2 separate regions of the Mus musculus genome follow, and region 2 is linked to region 1. Evidence: chromatin loops called from intact Hi-C (ENCODE). Cell type or tissue: gastrocnemius. All regions are shown on one strand. Links, peaks and the distances in the headings refer to the core of each region. The heading gives the core; the rest is flanking DNA. Region 1 overlaps Ccdc171 (coiled-coil domain containing 171). Region 2 holds the start of Psip1 (PC4 and SFRS1 interacting protein 1).

Evidence for each region. Peaks named below come from ENCODE experiments on the same cell type or tissue, not always from the same donor. Only the 100,000 strongest peaks of a DNase experiment are listed, where the experiment ranks them.
Region 2: a loop joins it to region 1, with 7 times the contacts of the local background. A loop is called at or near these places in 20 of 42 quality-filtered maps.

The regions. Positions count from the first base shown.
Region 1 is chr4:83,567,082-83,575,081 of GRCm38, forward strand. The region is part of intron 6 of Ccdc171 (coiled-coil domain containing 171); the gene reads left to right. Among named protein-coding and RNA genes, the nearest start is that of Gm25899, 43 kb to the left of the region's middle. In gastrocnemius, for the core only: a CTCF peak has its summit at 3,622 (motif pointing left); a DNase peak (open chromatin) is centred at 1,210.
Region 2 is chr4:83,480,944-83,492,266 of GRCm38, forward strand. Psip1 (PC4 and SFRS1 interacting protein 1) reads right to left here and starts at 5,520. Exons shown (of 16, transcript NM_133948.6): 1 at 5,332-5,520; 2 at 4,774-4,985; 3 at 1,514-1,590. The coding sequence starts at 4,845. In gastrocnemius, for the core only: CTCF peaks have their summits at 4,870 (motif pointing right) and 5,764; DNase peaks (open chromatin) are centred at 4,930, 5,496 and 5,713; H3K4me3 peaks cover 2,169 bases; H3K27ac peaks cover 2,143 bases.

The DNA.
Region 1 (8,000 bases), core at 1-8,000:
AAACACCATTTTTGCTTCCCTTAAGATGATCATGTGATTTCTGTCTTTGAGCCCATTTATGTGATGTATTATTACATTCATTGATTCACGTATGGGATTTCATGTGGCCTGAGCCTCACAAGTCTTGTGTTTGCTATCATAACTACAGTGAGTTTCTATTATTATGCTCCAACTCCACGGGAAACCCAGGAGAGCTCAAGAACTGCAGAGCCCGCTGCAATCGTGCATAAGAGTCTTTTAGTCACGAGTCAGACTAGGATCACAACCCTTCCCACAGCATAGGACAGGAGTGCAACCTTGAGCTTGGGTGTCTTGGCACTTACATCCAGCATAGTTAGAAATTCTTCAAATGCTTAGGGTGATGGGAGGGAAGGTGGGTGAGATAAGTCATGACTCAGACAGGATACCATTTGGAAGGGCGGAATCACAAGGCTGAGAGGGGGAGTCTTCTGACCTAAGGATGATCTTTATGGGGCTATCAGGAGCTAGTTTTATGACTGGCCATAACTATCTGTGACCTACCTACCTTCTATGATTTAAACGTGGGACCTTAATCTCCCTTTTCCAAGGATAGGCACCAGCGGCACCTGGGAAGCGCCCAGCAGGTTATCAGGGAGAGTGCTAGCCTTGGTGCCACTGCAGCTGGGGAGATTTGTCATTGTCTCACTCAAGCTGGTGCCTGTGGCTCCTCAAGTTCTCCGTGTGTGTGTGTGTGTGTGTGTGTGTGTGTGTGTGTGTGTGCGTGCGTGTGTGTGTGTGAACCCCCGTGTTTGCTGCAGGAGGGAGCAGGGGTTGGGGAAAGCAGAACTTCTGAGGGAAACCACAGAGGCTTGCTGTGGGAGAGAGCCTAGGGTGGGGGAGGGGGGCTTCTGTGGGAGAGTGCAGAAGGAAGCCTCCTGTGCACTTCACTATGTTCATGTGTCTTGTGTCTGGAAAATGCTTTTTTCTTGTAGTAATCTGTTGTGTCCGGCCAGCAGACCACAACCTGGGTTCTAGCCTGGAAAGGCATTTTGGAAACCTGGAAGAGAAGAGGGGCTAGGTGGCGAGAGAAAGAAATGTAGCCAAGACAGTTATTCTGATCAAAGCTCAATTTTACTAGTTCCGACATTTCAGTTATAAAGGAAGGGGGAGGGGACCCGATTCCTGCCGAATAATCTCAGGTCCAGTAGAAAGGTGAGCACGTGTGTGGCTCCAAACAGCAAAGCTGGCAGGTTCCAGCAGTGGGCGTGGCAGAACGAATGAGCAGGAAGCTCCACCCCTGAGCAAGCAGGTTTCAGGCTGGAGGAGGGGAGACTACAGTAATCCATTGCCTCTGGCGTTTACAATCCTTCCCACCCTCTGTCCTGTGGTCCTGAGCCTTCAGAGTTACTGCTCATCTATGGTCATTGCTGCTCCATTCACAATATACACGAAATGGAAACACCCAGATGTTCTTCCGCTGATGAATAGTGAATAATGAAACTGTGGTCTACCTACACAACGGGATATTATTCAGCTATTAGGAAAAATGAAATTTGAGGACAGTTGGATGGAGCTTGAAGTGGTCATCCTGAGTGAGGTAACCCAGACCCAGAAGACAAGCATCACATTTTCTTTCATATATGGATGCTTTGACTCTTCAGATGTGTATGTTTCATCTGTAAACACTACGAGATCAGGAAACGAGTAAGGGGCCATGGAGAGAGGCTTGCAGGAAACAGGAGGTAGGGTAAAGGGCTGAAGGAGATTAATGATGGGGATGGAGAGGTGGCTCAGGGGTTAAGAGCCCTGGCAGCTCTTACAGAGGACCTGGGTTCAATTCCCAGTGTCGACATGGTGCCTCAAACTGTCAGTTACTCCATTTAAATGAAATTCAGTGTTCTTTTCTGGCTTCTGAGGACACTGAATGCACATGGTGAACAGAAAAAACAACACATATACATAAACAAAATCTCCAAAAAATGTATGGGAGATAAATGGAACAGAAGAGTTGCATTAAAGTTAGGGATGGGAAGGCAGGGTAAAGGAGGAAATGGGAGGTGGATAGTTACTCTAAAGACCCTTTCAAAAAGCTATATGGAGACCTACTACTCTAGAGGTTTCCTAAACTATGTATGCACATATATGAAAAGTTAAAATAGAGTTACAGTGTAACAGGGTGGTCTTGCTAGACACCACATGGTAACAAATACACCCAGTGCCAGAATGGGTTACCTTTTTGGTCATTGATGTTCCCATAATCCCTCGTAGGCCCTCAGACATTACTGGCTATTGCTGTTGCTGTTGGTTATCCTTCAGAACACGACAGTGAGGCCCTATTGCTGAAGACATCGCCTACCTGAGCCATTGACCATGGAGAAATCACGTTAGTGCTTGCCTGGAAGCTCCATCCCCACTACTAGCTCTCATATTTCAGGAAGGTACTATATACATGATAACCGAGGAGAAAAATGTTACCCAGCTATGAACCCTGTGAGCCACGTTTAAGAATTGGCCTGGCCATGAACTTGTGATCCTCCTGTCTCCATCTCCTTCAGCAAATCCTACCAGCATGGGCCTGGTTTACAGAGAGAGTTCCAGGGCAGCCAAGACCCTGTTTCGAAACAGACAAACAGACAAACAAACAAACGGCCTGGCAAAACATGAAGACATTCCTGTTGGTATAATAGGGGCTGCAAACATCATGAGGGCAACCAGTAACTTTTTGATTGTATTTAAATCTCAATACACAAGGTGAAACCCATACTGTATCTCAAGAGAACCTACTACTTTTATGCTGCTAGAATGACATGATATTAAACTGAGTCCAATGACTTGTTGTTATACTATAGATTAATACACTCACTAACCCTCATCATAGAAATGTCTATCTGTAATAGATAGTGATTAGCATAGGGACCCACAGCTGGTCCAGGTGTAGAGAAAAGGACTTTGCGATAGTAAATAGAGTCTGGGTTAATACTAGTTATGACACAGTGTAGCATTTATTGATTGATTGATTAGTTGTAATTTTTTCTTTCCATGACTCCTTATGACTCTGTAAGGTTGCCTGTCTTGCTTTTTAAATTTATTTTTAGTTATGGGGAAGGGCAGGCATCTGCAGTGGCTGGAAGTGTGGGATCCTCAGGAGCTGGAGTTACAGGTGGTTGTGAACCTCTTGATGTGGGAGCTGGGGATTGAACTTGAGTCCTCTGGCAATACATGGACTTCATTGCTGAGTTATCTCTTCAGCCCTTTCACTGTACAGTCTACAATTCAGGAACAAATTACTGGTTTTTTTTTTTTTTTCATCCTGGTTCTTTGAGGAGACAACCTTATACCAGATTAGTGTTATAGATAGCCAACTGATGTGTTTTCTAAGCTAGAAAGAGCATATTTGCTTGATACTTTACTAAATATAGTTCTACAAGTATAATTAAAATTCCTCAGGGTTGGAACTATAGTTTGGATTCTGAGAAATGTTGTTTACATAAGTACATATAAAGAGTTATAGTTTTCTGTATGTGTTTGTAGAAGATGTGGAAAGAAAACAAGATTATTTTCTAACAGCACAATGTGGTTTCCTGTGATGTTAAATGTTAGTTTAAAAACAAGCTGCTTTAAAAGACATTTTAAGTTCAACAGTTCCCTCTAGTGGACAGAAGAAAGGACTCTCCCATCTTCTACTGTGAATTTCATTTCACAGGTCAGTATTATTTTTTCCGCTGTAAGAAATCAGATATGCAGCCAGTACCAGTGATGTAACTGGCATCCACCAAGTACTTCATCTCAGTGCGTGAGAGTCTCAATTCGGATGGAAAGCACAGTACATTTTATGCCATCGAGGACCATTTCGAATCACTTCTCCGATTCACCACTGTCCTGTCCCACAGCAGAGCCCCTGTTCTGAACCTGATGTAGAATATTATTTATATACTTTCATGTAGTTTTACTCTGTTTTTAAAAACATTTTATGTTTTTTTACATATATAAGGCCCAAAGGCCCTGTCTCAAAAACCAGACCAAACGAAATAACATTAACGACAGTCTTCATACAACAACAACAACAACAACAACAACAACAACAACAACACACTCCTAAAGTTTTGATGGGACCACTATAAAACCCTTTACAGTTGAAGCAATCTTAAGAAAGAAAGCAAATCAGGAAGTAGCATTATGCGACCGACTTTCAAGTACACCGTTGAGTTGTACTGGTCAGATAAGTATGGATTTGCATGAAAACAGAGAAGCCAATGAAAGAGTCTAAAAGTAAACCCTGCAGCCACACCCAGCTGATGTGGACAAAGGTGCTAAGAACATGTTGGGGAAAAGGACAGTCTTTTCAATAGATGGGAAATTGGAGGAGGGAGGAATTCTCCTGCAGAGGAATGAGACCAGACCATCAAAGTACCAGTTACAGCTCAAACTGGAATGAAGACTTTAAGAACCTGACCTAAAGCTCTCAAACTAGAACAGGGGAGTGCTTGAGGATGGCAAAGCAAGCAAAGATAGTCTTTAAAAAAGATTATGCCCTAAAAGTACAAGAAAACAAAGATAATCAAGTGGTATTGTATCATAATAAAATGAGGTACAGTTGTAGAAATATCTTTTGACATTTGTTTCGTAATTTCTATGAAACACATTTCTCTAATACTTAGAAAAGTCATTTTAATATGGTGATGACATTAATATTTTTCCTGTAGATAGCTCGCTCATTCATTCGTTTATTTGTTTATTTTGAGTCAGGGTTTCTCTGTGTAACCCTGGATGCCCTGAAACTCACTCTGTAGACAGCACTGTCATCAAACTTACAGAGATCTACCGGCCTCTGCCTCCCAAGTGCTAGAGTTAAATTGGTGCACTGGCACCCACCCCTGGCTGCAGATAATGCTTGGACAGTGAGAGGGGACTCACTGGATTGCCCAGTGATGCTGGGCTATTTGGGACAAAGTGTCTACTTTCAAAAATATATTTAATTTTTTTGAGACGGGTTTCTCTTTGTTGCTGTGGCTATCCTGGAAGTCACTCTATAGACCAGACTGGTTTGGAACTTAGAGATCCATCTGCCTCTGTCTCCTGAATACTGGGATTAAAGGCATGCACTACCACCTGACTTTAATTTTATTTTTATTTTGGGTGGGTGAGTGTTCTGCCTGCATACAAGTCTGTGCACCACATTAATGCTTAGTGCCTGGTGTCCTCAGGGGCCAGAAAAGGACATTGGATCCCTGTAACTGGAGTTACAGAATTGCCGTGTAGGTGCTGAGGACTGAACCCAAGTCCTCTGCAAGAAGAGCCAGAGCCCTTATCCACTGAGTCAGCTTCCCAAATTTCTGTTCTTGAGAGCTACAGAGTCCTACAATAAATATATTTTCAGTGCCAACTTTCTTAGTTTTTAAAGTTGTAAAAAATTTTTTTATAGAGGCAATTAAAAAAAATCTCATATTAGGTGAAGGCAAGAAAGACACCTGTGGTGGTGTGAATGACAGTGTCCCCCATAAACTCAAAGTTTGAACACTGAGTCCCCAGTTGGTGGTGCTCTTTGGGTAGGTTGAGGAGCATGGCCTTGCTGGAGGAAGCATGTCCCCGGAGGTGTGCTTTGACAGTTCCAAAGCCTCGTGCTCTTCCCAGCATGCTCTCTTGCTTTGTGCTCCCTGCTTGCCTAACTATTGCCCTGCGTTCCTGCGGGTGGTGTGGGGATGAACTCTTAACCTTTGGAACTGTAAGCCCAAATAAGCCCTTCCTTCTCTCGTATGCCTTGGTCATGGTGTTTAGCACAGCAGTAGAAAAGTAGTTAATGCACAGACCATTCTGACTCCACTCAGACAGAGCAAACATAACTGCGTTAAGTATTTAGACATTCAAATAATTTGAGGTGCTACTCTGATTTCACCCAAAGGTTTGCTCTACACATGAAAGAGTCGTTAATCATCTTTGTCTCTAAAAAAAGTAAAGTTATGTATCATATTAAATATGGATTTGGAGTCAGTACCTTTTAGCTGATGAATATAGATAAATATTATACTCTTTTAATGTGCATTTTAAAATTTACTATTATTGTGTGTGGAGGTGTGCATGCTTAGACTAGAGCATATTTTTGTGGGGTGAGTTCTCTCATTCCACCTTTGTGTGGGTTCTGGTGAGCAGATTGAGGTGTGGGCTTATGTGGTCAGTGCCTTTACCCAGTGAATCATCTTACTGGACCTTTTTGTGGTTTCATGTTAGCATACTAAATAATAAGTTTCATTGTGGAATTTTAGCGAATAGTTTGTTTTTGTTAGCCTCTTTTCCCTCAATCCCTTGTATGTACCTGTACTCTACCACCTCCAGTAGTCTCCTGTCCACTACCAGTAGTATATTCTGAGCACAAAGATCCCACACTAGCAGCTGACCTTACTAAGAATGGAGGACGAGTTTAAGAATGGAGCTGGAGTTGCTCCTAAGTCTTAAGATCACCTGATCTATCTACCTCTTATATGTTTATCTGCACATCTAATCCATATAGGTATGATCTTACACAATTTACACCATACATTATAAAATCACTTGTGTTATATCAACTGTATGGGAAAAGCAGACTAACGATAAGTTAAAACTAGCAAGAACTGTATGAAGTACATTTCTCAAGATAAAACACTGAAAAAGGAAATGTTCATATAGAAAAGTAAGCTATGGTTAAGCTAACAAATACATTTAAAAACTGATTGTGGTCAGATTCACATATAATGAGTATCATGCTTACTATGCATTGGCCAGTTTTTCAATTCTGATTCTACTTGCTAAAAATGACCTCCAAAGGAAGTGTTAGTGAAGTTAACTTGAAGCTCTAGGGAGTAGGCCACATGGAGATGATACTGTTGCAAAGTGAAATGACCATTTGAGAAGAGAAACTCAAGTCTTACATGGCTGATAGAAGCCAAGCACATATATAAGGTAGATGGAGCTCATGTAGGCTCATTGCATTGGTATGGCGGGCCAGTGGTTTCTGACTATAGTTCTCAGTATGTCTGCAGTGAGTTTGTAAGGTTTGATAGACAAAAAGTTCTTCCTTTTCCATTCTCCCGGGAATCTCTCCTATGTGTCATTTCTATTTAAATTTTATCTGTGTCTTTTTTCTCTTCTTTTTTTTTTTCTTTTTCTTTTCTTTTCTTTTTTTTATACTTTGGTGGAGTATGTCTTCTGGTTTCATAGTAAGTTGTAAAGTAAATTCTTTTTATCCATTAACAACTACTAAGCCTTTATAGATCTCATGCCTAATTGAAGTTTTCTTTCTGGTTATGTTTTATGGTTGGAACATGATTTGTCTCCCTTGTAAGTAAAGTTTCTATTGCTGTGATAAAACACTGTAACCAAGGCAACTATGAATTTATTGTGAGCTTATGGATCTAGAGGTATAAGAGTCTGTGGACATCATGGCTCAGAAGAGTGGCAGCAGGAACAGATGAGAGCTCACATCTTTAGCTACAACAGGAAACAAAGAGAACACATTGGAAACAGCACATGGTATGCTGTAGTGAAGGAGAATGGCCCTCATAGGTAGGTATGTTTGAATACTTGGTCCCCAATTGGAACTGTTTGAGAAGGATTAGGAAGTGTGGCCTTGTGGGACACTGTGTGTCACTAAGTTTTGAGATTTCAAAAGACTTGCACCATTTCCAGTGCCTTCTCTACTACCTACTTGAGGATCTGGATGTGAGCGCTCAGCTGTTCCTGTACCATGCCTTTGCTTGGTCATCATGGACTCTAGCCCTCTGAAAATGTAAGCCCAAATAAATGCTTTTGCTTATAAGTTGCCCTGGTCATGGTGTTTTGTCATGGCAAAGAAGAGTAAATAATAAATATAACTTTTGAAACCTCAAAGCCCACCCCAAGTGCATCCTTCCTCCATCAAGGCCACACCTCCTAAACATACTTAAACAGTGTCATCAGCTGGGGCCAAGTATTCAGATGTTGAGAATGTGGGGAACATCTTATTCAAACCACCACATTCTGATCCCTGGCCTCATTGTATCCTTGCCATATCATAATGAAAAAATAGG
Region 2 (11,323 bases), core at 1-8,000, 86 kb before region 1:
AGGCAAAACACAAAATGAACATATATACGAAAAAAGAAAAGTCCAAAAAATAGTGATAATTGAGATCTCCACAACTGCATTTCGTCTCAGTTAAACATGCTATTCTACAGAAAATATAGTCCAACTCACGTAGATTATACAGTGCAAGGAAAACTATTCAGCTCTAGGCATCTACGACTATAAGCCTTGGCAGTTAGTCGAGACAGCCTCCAAAGCAATTTCATGTAGTTACAAGGAGCAAAACAGTTCAACATGCAGCTGTAATCTCGCACAATATTAATTTCCTTCATCCCATCAGTTCTCTAGCTATATATCCACCTGGGGCAGCAGGTCAGCTTGGCTCTGGGAGTGACCAGACACACAAAGGGCACTCTGTCTGGCTTCTCTCTTCTGAGCTTCCCACCACCTGTGTGGCTCCTGAGACCAGGCCTAAGCAGCATTGGGCAATCCTTATTTTACTAACAAGAATATGCAATGCCGGGGTTGGTGAGATGGCTCAGCGGTTAAGAGCACTGACTGCTTTTCCAAAGGTCCTGAGTTCAAATCCCAGCAACCACATGGTGGCTCACAACCATCTGTAACAAGATCTGATGCCCTCTTCTGGTGTGTCTGAAGACAACTACAGTGTACTTACATATAATAAATAAATAAATCTTTTTAAAATTAAAAAAAAAAAAAAAAAAAAGAATATGCAATGCCTGGCTACTTTCATCTATCAGTCTTGGCATTATTTCAAGCCTAACTTTTTTTGATCATGTTAATTACCTATTCCATTAATTTATTATTTTTAACTTTTTTAACCTTTGAAAATGTCATACATGTACACAGCATGTTTTGATCAATCACATCTACCCCTCACTCCCGCCTTCAACTTCCCTTTAATTCTCACTAAGGTGTAGCACTTTAAATAAGGATGGGGAGAGGGGGCTTTAATCCCAGCACTTAGGAGGTAGAGGTAGGTAGATCTCTTTGAGTTTGAGGCCAGCCTGGTTTGTAGAGTGTAACAGGACAGATACTGGAGAAATCCTGTCTCCGTAGGGGCGGGGGCAGAGGTAGGGAGTCAGGCAGGCATGGTGGCACAATGGCAACTGGGTCTATATAGTAAGTTCTATCTCAGTAATACAGAATGACATTCTATCTCAAACAAACCAAAGAGCTCCTGGCATTAAACGGGAAAGTACATTTTACAATTTTTAAGGAAGCTTAAAGGGCTTGACTTTTTAAGTTTTCTATTCCAGTCCAGGTATGGCATTTTATCTCCAAACATAGGAGGCAAACAACAAGTTGATCTCCATGAGCTCAGGCTAGCTCATCTCTATGAGCTCAGGCTAGCCGGGTCTCATTGGAACATCCTAGGGCAACCAGGGCTACAAGAGACTATGTCTTTAAAAATATAAGTTTTTAATTTCATTGTCACATCCCACTTAAATTTTGAAATTTCTACTTGCTTTTTGTTTTATACCTAACTTCTGCAAGTTAACTGTCATTTCAGCTTAAAGCTAGCAGGACTTACGTCTCATGGGTTCCAAAAAAGAAAATGGGTAGTTTGTTTGTGGGTGGTTTTACAGCTCCATCAGGAACTTCATCTACCTGTAAGAAAGGAAAGTCAGATCTTACAAACCTTAGTACACCTGAGTGAACTCAGAGTAAAGAGCCCCAAATATGTCTAACACAGGATCAACCCATTTTACAGTTTATTGTAATAGAGCCCGTTTCCCTCCCGGCCCCCAGATCAGCTCCATTGAAAATGACCATTTATACTAATTTATGTTCTGCCATGTGACTGGTTTCCTCTGCTCTGGTACCATGTGTCTGTCTGTCTCCCATCTTCCCAGTGCTCTATCCCAGTCTTCTTTCTGCCTCCATATGTCCCACCCTCTAGTCTACCCTTTCCCATAGGCCTTAGAGATTTTAATTGACAGGTGATATATCCATACACAACACAGAAGATAATTCTCTCTACAACTCATAATCTCAAACAAGATCTAAAAAGCAAGGTTTTTTTTCCCCCAGAATTCATTTGGTGTCAAAACTGGTCCTGACATCAAGACCCTTTTCTTTTACGTAACTGTAACATTTTGATCATTGTTTTTCTGGAGAAGTACAAAGGTTATCACTGCCTGCTACTCAAAATCATCCCAGACGCAATACCTACTGTGATTAGCTTCCCTTCCTAAAATCTGCAGTTACTTCATTCTTAAAACAAATTTGACTGACGACAAACATTTCCTATATGGAGTGTGGAGCTGGTGTGCAATCCTGCAGGAGAGCTGTTCAAACAGTAAGCGCAATGAGAGGCAAGGGCAGGGCTCAGGGGTTAGGAGCGCTTGCAACTCTTCCAAAGCATCTGAGTTCAGTTCTCAAGCCCCGTATGCTCACCTAACTCAGGCTCCTGGAGTAGGCGCGGGGGGGGGGGGGGGGGAGATCACCTCTAGTACTCACATGCATGTGGTACACACACACACAGATGCAAACATACACAGAGGAGAAAATAAGGAACATAAAGGCAAGCAGGATCCAAAACTGAAGGCATTAATTCCCAGTGTTTAAAGAACATTGAAAGGAAGTATTAGGTGTTGTTAATTAACAATTCTATTTCAATTTGTACAAGTTAAAAATAAATGATGGGATATGAGATGTCACCCTTACAGTTGAGACCTTAAATATTTAAATACTCTTAAATTCTCTACAGCAAAGATTAAGAATATCTAAGAATGAAAAAACATGTAAATCTTTTGGGGGGACAGGGTTGGAGGAGTTTCTCTGTGTAGCCCTGGAACTCACTCTGTAATTCTTAAAGTATGTAAAAACCAAATTCAGCTGCTTCTAAGAAAAAGAAAACAAGGGAAAAAAGACAAAAATGTCCTATCCCAATCCAGATGAACTAATCACAAGTAGAACTTGTCACTGGAGAGACGGCTTAGTGGTTAAGAGGACCCTGGTTCAGTTTGGTACCACACAGCAGCTCCTGACAGTTTTTTTCATAGTCTCAAGTTATGGAAGTGGTGTAGACACACATGCAGGCAAAACACCCAAAACACAGAACTTTAAAAAATTGTTAATTTTGAAGAAAAAAAGAGGAAAATGATTCTCCAAAGGCTATTTTCACTTTTACCAGCAACAACTCTTAGCCTGTAACATACTGCAAGAGGTAAGAAGACAATTTAAAAAAGATCTTATTTAATTAGATGTAGGTGTGTGTGCCTGCACATGGCTGTGTGCAGAGTGCAGGTGGTGACACTGCCCTGTCATCACAGACAGATCACTGTGGATGTGAGCTGCCTGAGATAAGTGCCGAATTAGGTCCACCGAGCAGCGAGTCCTCTTAACCACGGAGCCATTTCTCTAGCTGTCAAAGTCAGAAAAAAATTTAAAGTATTTACACCTGGCCTCTAACTACATTGGGGCATGGAACTTAGAATATGAGTATCAGATAACCATGATTTTTAACAGCTCAAAATCAGGATACCTAGAATCATCAAGTGTCTCTTGGGGGCCTTGAAACCTTCCCAAGCCTAGCGAGTCTTCTGTAAAGTTGAAAGGCAGTGTTTTCCAAGTGCATGACTATGTAAGAGCAGCAGGATAAAGAAATTCAGCTTTAGGTCACTGCCCTAAAGACGTTTGCAACATATGTAACGGTCAAAGCACACACACAGCAGTAATTTACAAGTTTTCCTATAGGAAAACAAGAACACCAATTATATAGACAAGGCTGAGGATTAAGGCTCTACCAAACAAGGTACCCCAGGAGGATGGGAAGTTAGGGAGCAGTCTAAGTCAGTACTCATACACAGCTGTCAGAACCCAACGATGGAATTCATTATTTTTAAGTAATACCTTTCAAAGATTAAATTAGTTACGTGCATAAAAAAAATAGCCAGGCAGTGGTAGTGTACGCCTTTAGTCCCAGCACTCCAGAAGCAGAGGCAGGTAGATCTCCGAGTTTGAAGCCAGCCTGGTCTACGAGTGAGTTCCAGAACAATCAGCGCTACACAGAGAAACTGTCTTGAAAATGAAAATAAAAAATAGGTTGTATGAAAAAATAATTACAATTTTAGAACATGAGTCTATTTTTGAGTTTATCTAATAACCTTCTTTAAGTCTTATCTATAGTATTCTGAACCTTGACACCATTATAAACTAACAAAAAAAACCTATTTTTTTTTTCCTGAAAATGGAGCTCGGCTGTTTAATGTAACATCTTGAGCCCTTAGGACTTCTCCAGTTAGGTTAATCCAGTGTCCGGTCTACTTCTCCCTTTGGCTATGGAGAACAAAAAATGGAAAACAACATCTTCAAGGTCATAAAGCCAAAGACTGTGAATCTAAAGATCCAAATGAGCCGCCAACTGCAAATCGGTACGAAGCAACCTAAACCACAGCTGACATGCAAGGGCTTGGAGTCTGCATTTTTCGTTGACGCTTTGTATTTTGTTCAAAATTCCAAATTTTAAGGAAATGTCATGATTTCAACTCACAAAAATCCTACTTGATGATTTCGCCTCAATGAAACGTTAATTGAATGTCATCCCCAAAAACTGCTATATAGAACACCTGTCAGAGACTCAAAAAGGGAAACCGCCGCGGATATGAAGGAAAACCTAGAATTTTACAATTGTACGTGAGTATACAGAAAAAAAAAAAAAGAAAGAAAGCTAAAATGAAAGGTTCCAAGTAACGGTAAAGAGAAAAGGAGAGGAAGGACTGAAAGGAAGCCGAGAAGAAACGATGGGAGGCAGGCCGCACCGCTACACCGGGGCTACAAATCACTTACTCGAGCTGGCCAATGAGGATAACCTTTCATCTTGGCGAAGATGAGGTCTCCAGGTTTGAAATCGCGAGTCATGTTTGAGGGGCGACGCCGGGAGTCCCAAGACCAGAAGGGGGAGCAGCGCAGCCGCGATCAGGAGATGCGAGAGCACAGACGCGAGCTGGGACTGGCGGGCCCGCGGGCGGGGGAGGATGCCTCGGGGTGTCCCGACGCGCCTGCGAGGGACAGCAGGGAGGGCGGTTAAAGCGCAAACCCCAGGGAGGGGCCGCGGGGAGGAGGGCAGGGGGAGGGGAGGCGGCGGAGGGGGAGGGGGAGCCGCCTGCGCGCCTCCTCGGACAGAGCGCGGCCTCGGCCCCGAGCAGCGCCGGGGCCTGCGGTCGCGGCCACCTGAGGCAGGGATGCTGCCCGCCACCCGGCCGCCGGCCTCCCACCCCGGCGCTCCCAGGGCTTTTCCCACGGGCCGCAGCCCACGAGGGAGGGGCGCGGCGGGGAGAGGAGGGAGGCTGCGAGCGCGGCCGCCCGCTTCCCATCCGCGCCGAGCGGGGGCGGGGCGGCTCTCACCTGCCGGGCGGCGGCGCTGGGGCTGCGGGGCGCGCTGGCCGCTCCTGCCCACGTCCACGCCGGCCACCTGCGCCACCAGCTGCCGCAGAGGCGTCTCAACGGCTCCGAGCTGCAACCGCCACCGCCACCGCCACCGCCGCCGATGTCGCTACGCCGCTCCCGCGCGGCTCCCGCTCGGCGCCCGCTAGCGCTGGGCCGTACCAAGTGCTCGCGCAGGCACGGGTGGCGCTACAGCCGCCGAGCGTCGTGGCTCGGGAGCTGAGGGCCTGAGTCCCCTAGAGCCCACAGGTGCCCCTGGTTGCGACCAATTGCAAGCAGATGCCGTGGGAGGGGAGGGAGAGGGGAGGCCCGGAGAGAGGCACGCGGGAGCTGTCCCTCTCCTCCACCCCCCCCACGGCTGGCACAGTGGTCGCGCCCGGCCCGCCCCTGCTGGCTGCTCTGCGTGTGTGTATTTGTATGTGTACTGTATGTAAAAGACGGGGAGGGAGGAAACGATTGTTGTGGACCCGGTTTGGGGGCGGGTATCCGGGCCTGTAGCCCACGGCTGCATGTTTAAGAGAATGTGGCAGCCCAAGGTGCTTGTTCTCGCATCCTTCTCCTTGGTGCGAGTACTGTAGTGCTCCTGCGCAGTTTACATCATCCCCAAAATGAAGAGCTGTGCAAAATCCCAGAGATGAAATTGGAATATGAAGCAGTTGCAGGGTGTGCACCTTGTAGGCCTCTTACACCTCGCAGAATGGGCTTTGCAGTCTCCTTTTCTTGGGACTGAAACATGAGAAAGCCCTATTTCATTTCCCTGATATTTCAACCGCGGAGAACCGTTAACGAAAACACAATCCCATTGAATGCAAAACGTCAAGGATATAAAACAATGACAGAGAAAGCGTAGTTAGCTTGTTAGTTAGGATGTGGATTTGGGCCCAATCTAAATTTTAGCCCTGCACTTAAAATTCTATTTCCCTAGAAAAGTGATATATATGGTGGTAGGTGATACAGGAGAGAAGAGTTACTAACACCTAAATATTTCATCATTTAAAATTCTCTTAAAGGGTATTTAAAGGTGAACTTATTTTTGATCCTTTAGCCAGTGGATGCTTTTAATATTTTGTAATACACCTTCTGAAATGGGTTGACTTTTACGATCTTTACTCTAGCAGAACTAATATTATTTATCCATTAACATCCAGGTTCCCAATAAGTAAGGATGTGGCAAATTAGAAGACATTAAAGTATTAAGAAAAAATAAGTCTTTTGTTTCATCCTTCATTGAATCTCTCCAAAATCCTGTTTAGAATAGAGCACTGTTTGGTGTTGAATATACAGCTAGGAACAAGATTAGGTATTTCCTATATCAAACAGGCTAAAAATATTAAAGATATTAAGAATATTAAAATGTGTAAGCAATAATACTGCTTTAAATAAAGACTCACAGCTGAGACTCAGGAAGAGCTTTGTTTGAATAGGCAAAAATTCAGGGCTTTATTTATAAAAGGAATATTGCATGTCTTTAAAAGGAAATCTGGCACCCCAATGTTAAATGCCTAGCAAGCAGGCCACTGTAGATGTGCATCGTGCAGAGGGCTCCGCATGGAGCTAAAAGAAAGAAAGGAAATTATTGGTGATATGTCTTCAAGCTTCTCACCGTGAATCTTAGGTTGTGTGCTTTGGGGGCTATCCAAGGTTGCATGGTAAGAAGGGGGATAAAACTGATTGCTTAAAACTGGATGCTTGGCGTTTCAGTGCAGATGTGAGCAGAGGGAGCCCTTTTTTTATGTGACTGTTGATTAAGAAGGGAAGAAAAAAAGGTGGAGGAGCACAACTAAGTAATTACAGAAATGGTCGTCAGCTAAATCATGGACCTGAAAGAACAGAAAGCTGTCTTAAAGGGAAGTCTCTAATCCCAAGTCACCCAGCTATCGTGTGTGTGTGTGTGTGTGTGTGTGTGTGTGTGTGTGTGTGTGTGTGTGTGTGTGTGTACACCTCCCCCTCCCATTGTCTCCAACTCCATAAGGCTTTGAAACTCCAGTTGTGGTCAGACTCCACATCATGGGCTTCACCTGAGGCCTTGTGAGCAGCTCAGCTCAGCCCCCCCCCCCCCCCCCCCCCCCCCCCCCGTCTACTAATCTACATTTTTAACAAGATATCCCACATTGGTTTTTTTTTGGGGGGGGGGGGGGACACTGCCTATGGAGATCAGGAGACAACACCTGGGTCTCTTTCTACCACGTGGGTCCCATGATTAAATTCAGGTCACCAGTAAAACTCAGGCTAGAATATGGAAATTAGAGGCCAACCTGTAGGCAAAGCTCTCTCTGAAAGAGAGAGACACATAAAGAATATCACAAGAAGATCTATAATTCTATTAGGAGATACCTTGTGTTAGTGCTAAATAGCCATGCCAACAACTAACAGAGATGGGTACTGTGAGTGGGGATAATTGGGAAATTAAAAAAAAAAAAATTTTTTTAAGGGAAGTGGAAATGCACTTGATGTATTAGTAGTGAACCAATGTGATACACTCTCTAGCTGCACATTTTGACAATGTCAGTTAGAAATTGTCTGAAACAACTGGAGACACCTTTTAAATCAAGGCAAAACAGGTGGTGATTTAAGCCCCCAGAGAACAAAGGGCCAGGATCCCTGAGAACAACAGTTCTGAATCTAAGTGGGGGGGGGGGGAGGGAGAAGGGGGGGAGGGAGAAGGGGGGGAGGGAGAAGGGGGGGAGGGAGAAGGGGGGGATGGAAGTGGCTGGGTGTGTTTAAGCCACTGGCAAAGCTTTGTTTCTCCCCCACAGGAGAAAGAATACACTTTCCAGAACTGTAACCAGCTAGCCAGAGAGAGACAGACCAATTTAAATGTGCTGAGACAAAACCCAAGCAAATTTCTTCCCATTCTACAGATGAGCAAGCAGCCTCCTAGACGTTAAGCAACTTGCCCAAGGACACTTGGAGTCAAGGCACCCGAGCCAGCTTGTCGCACTTCTGTTCTCTGCACTACACACACCCTTTTGTGATTTTTTACAAGCCCTCTAGGTTACACAGGAAGGTTGGAGGCTGCAGATGAATGAGAATGGCCTATAATTAGAAAAAGATGCTGGAAGTAGACGCAGCCTAGTTCTCTTATTCCAGCTTCAAATTCCCTCCCAATCTCTGGAGACCCACCCCATTCCCCAGCTGGTCCTCTCGACCAGCCCTTCTGTTTAACTCTTCATGGGCCTAAATGACTTGACCCAAAAAGCACACCTAAATGTCATCTACAAATGGCTTAATCTTTTTGTATTTATAATCTTCCTAGTCTTTAAACTACTTAGAACAAAAGTACAGGTGAGGAACTTAACATTTTTTTCCCAAGATGGAGTTACTGAGTGAATAGCAAGAATAGACAGATGATGAGCCCTGACAAAGTTCTAATTCTTTAGGGTCAGGGGCTGATTGCTCTTCCAGAGGTCAAGTCCCAGCAATCACTTGGTGGCTCACAACCATCTATAATCAGTTCTGATGTATCTGATGTTCTCTTCTGTCAGGCAGGCATACATGCAAATTGAGCACTCATATGTAAATAAATCTTAAAAACAGAAAAGAAAACAGACCACAGGACACATGAGGCTGCGGCCTAGGCTCCTCAGTAAGTCGAGGCCTCAGCGCTTCTCAACCTGTAGGTTGGGACCTGTACAGGGGTCACATATCAGATATGCTGCATAGAAGATATTTATGTTATGATTCTGAACAGCAGCTGGATTGCAGTTATGAAGTAGCAAAGAAAATAATTTTATGGTTGGGGGTCATCACAGAATGAGGAAGTGTATTAAAGGGTCACAACATTAGGAAGGTTGAGAACCACTGGGCGGAAGGGTCACAAGTTAGAGGGCAGCCTTTACTTAGCAGGCAAGAGACCTGGGATTCAATCCTAAGGGCAGGAAACAAGCAAACCAAAGTGAAGATATTCATATTTGATTTTATATTCTCATCATATACTTAAAGGTTGTCCTTTAAAAACACTTTTTTTCCCTCTACAAATCATTTAATAGAACTAAATATGGCTCAATTGTTAAAAGTTCTTGCTGCTCTCCCAGAGGACCTGAGTCCAGGCATACATACATACACATACATACATGCATACATACACATATATACATACATACATGCATGCACGCATACACATACATACACATGCATGCATTGCATGCATACATACACATACATGCATGCATACATACACATACATACACACATACATGCATGCATACATACACATCCATACATGCATACATACACATACATACATACTTCTTTAAAAATAAGATCTTCAAATATATGTGAGGGTCACAGAGGCAGAACATAACAAGGTAGTCATAACAATGGGTGGTTTTAATAGCTTTTTTGAGACAAAGGTAGGGTTACAAGATGATCATAACAATGTTTTAAAACAAAGACAAGGTTGCCATTTCCTGGAACAGGCAGTACAGAACCATTTGTAGTTAAGGTTACAGGTGGGGCATAGCCCAGTCCTTGAGAAACAGGTTTAATCATAATCATAAGGTTTAATCACGTTAGGAATGAACCTAAGTTGTCGTTACTATAAGATGGCTCTTAAGTCTAAGACAGAAGCAGGCTTGGCCATCATTATACATTGTATTTCAATCTCATGTCAAGAGTTTAATGAGAAGTTAGCAAATACATTATTTGTTTAATGTCTTTTTTTTTTTTTTTTTTTGGTTTTCCAAGACAGGGTAGCCCTCACTGTCCTGGAACTTACTCTGTAGACCAGGCTGGCCTCCAACTCAGAAATCCACCTGCCTCTGCCTACCAAGTGCTAGGATTAAAGGAGTGTGCCACCACTGCCCGGCAATATCCTTTATTTTAAACAAAGAGCTATTAGTCAAAGATGCCCTAAATGTAGTCAAGGCTTTTCTCCCTCATAAGGACAAATTTGGAAGTTCACCCTTAGGTAGAGAAAAACCAAAATGGATCAGCTCATGAGGCAGTGCTTAGAAGGACTGCTGAGCTGATGGGCCAATCAATGATCAGAAGACAGCTGCCTGTAGATGGGCGGCTAAGATGGCAGCATGTCTAGATGTTCAGGGGATACGCTGGAAAGAAGCTGGACAGAACAGGTATTACCAGGTCCCCTGTGGGAGCCACCATAGCTGCCCCAGTGGATTCTTCTTTTTAAATAACCTGGGCTGAGTATAATGACACACATCTTTAATTCTAGCACTCTAGAGGCAAATGCCGGAGATCTTTGTGAGTTCAAGGCCAGTCTGGTCCACACAGTGAGACCATGCCTCAGAATTAATTAATTGGATCACTCTTGTCCCAGGCATTGGGCTCCTTCCCTGCTTCTCCGTGTCCAGCTTTACTTAAGACTTCTCCTCTCCACCCACAGATGCCCGGTCTGCTTCCGTCCGTTTTCTGTCTTTCATTGTTTCCTGAACTCTTTCACATGTTCCCACTGGCTTCCCAGTTTTGATTCTTGAGAATTCGCTTTAAAAGTAAAATCTTTCTCCAGTCTGGTCTATAGTCTGCGTGCCTGATGATGTCTCTTGTTTTGTTCATGTTCTTAAGTCTCCTAAGTCAGTGTGCTTTCTGATAATACAAATTAAAATGTGTGAATTGAGTAAAGGGAATCTGAAAAATAATGAGTTGACGTTACACAACTATTTTAAACATAGGATACCTTTAAGAAGCTGTGAATATAGTAATTTGCCGTTGAGTTTTTCAGGGAGGATTTTAGCATCCATCCTATGGGTGTTTGTTTGTTTGTTTGTTTGTTTTGGGGGGTTGTTGTTGTTTTGGGTTTTTTTGTTTTTTTTTTGGTTTTTCGAGACAGGGTTTCTCTGTGTAGCCCTGGCTGTCCTGGAACTCACTCTGTAGACCAGGCTGGCCTCGAACTCAGAAATCCACCTGCCTCTGCCTCCTGAGTGCTGGGATTTAAAGTGTGTGCCACCACGCCTGGCTCATCCTATGGTTTTATGTGCGTGTTTTGGAGACA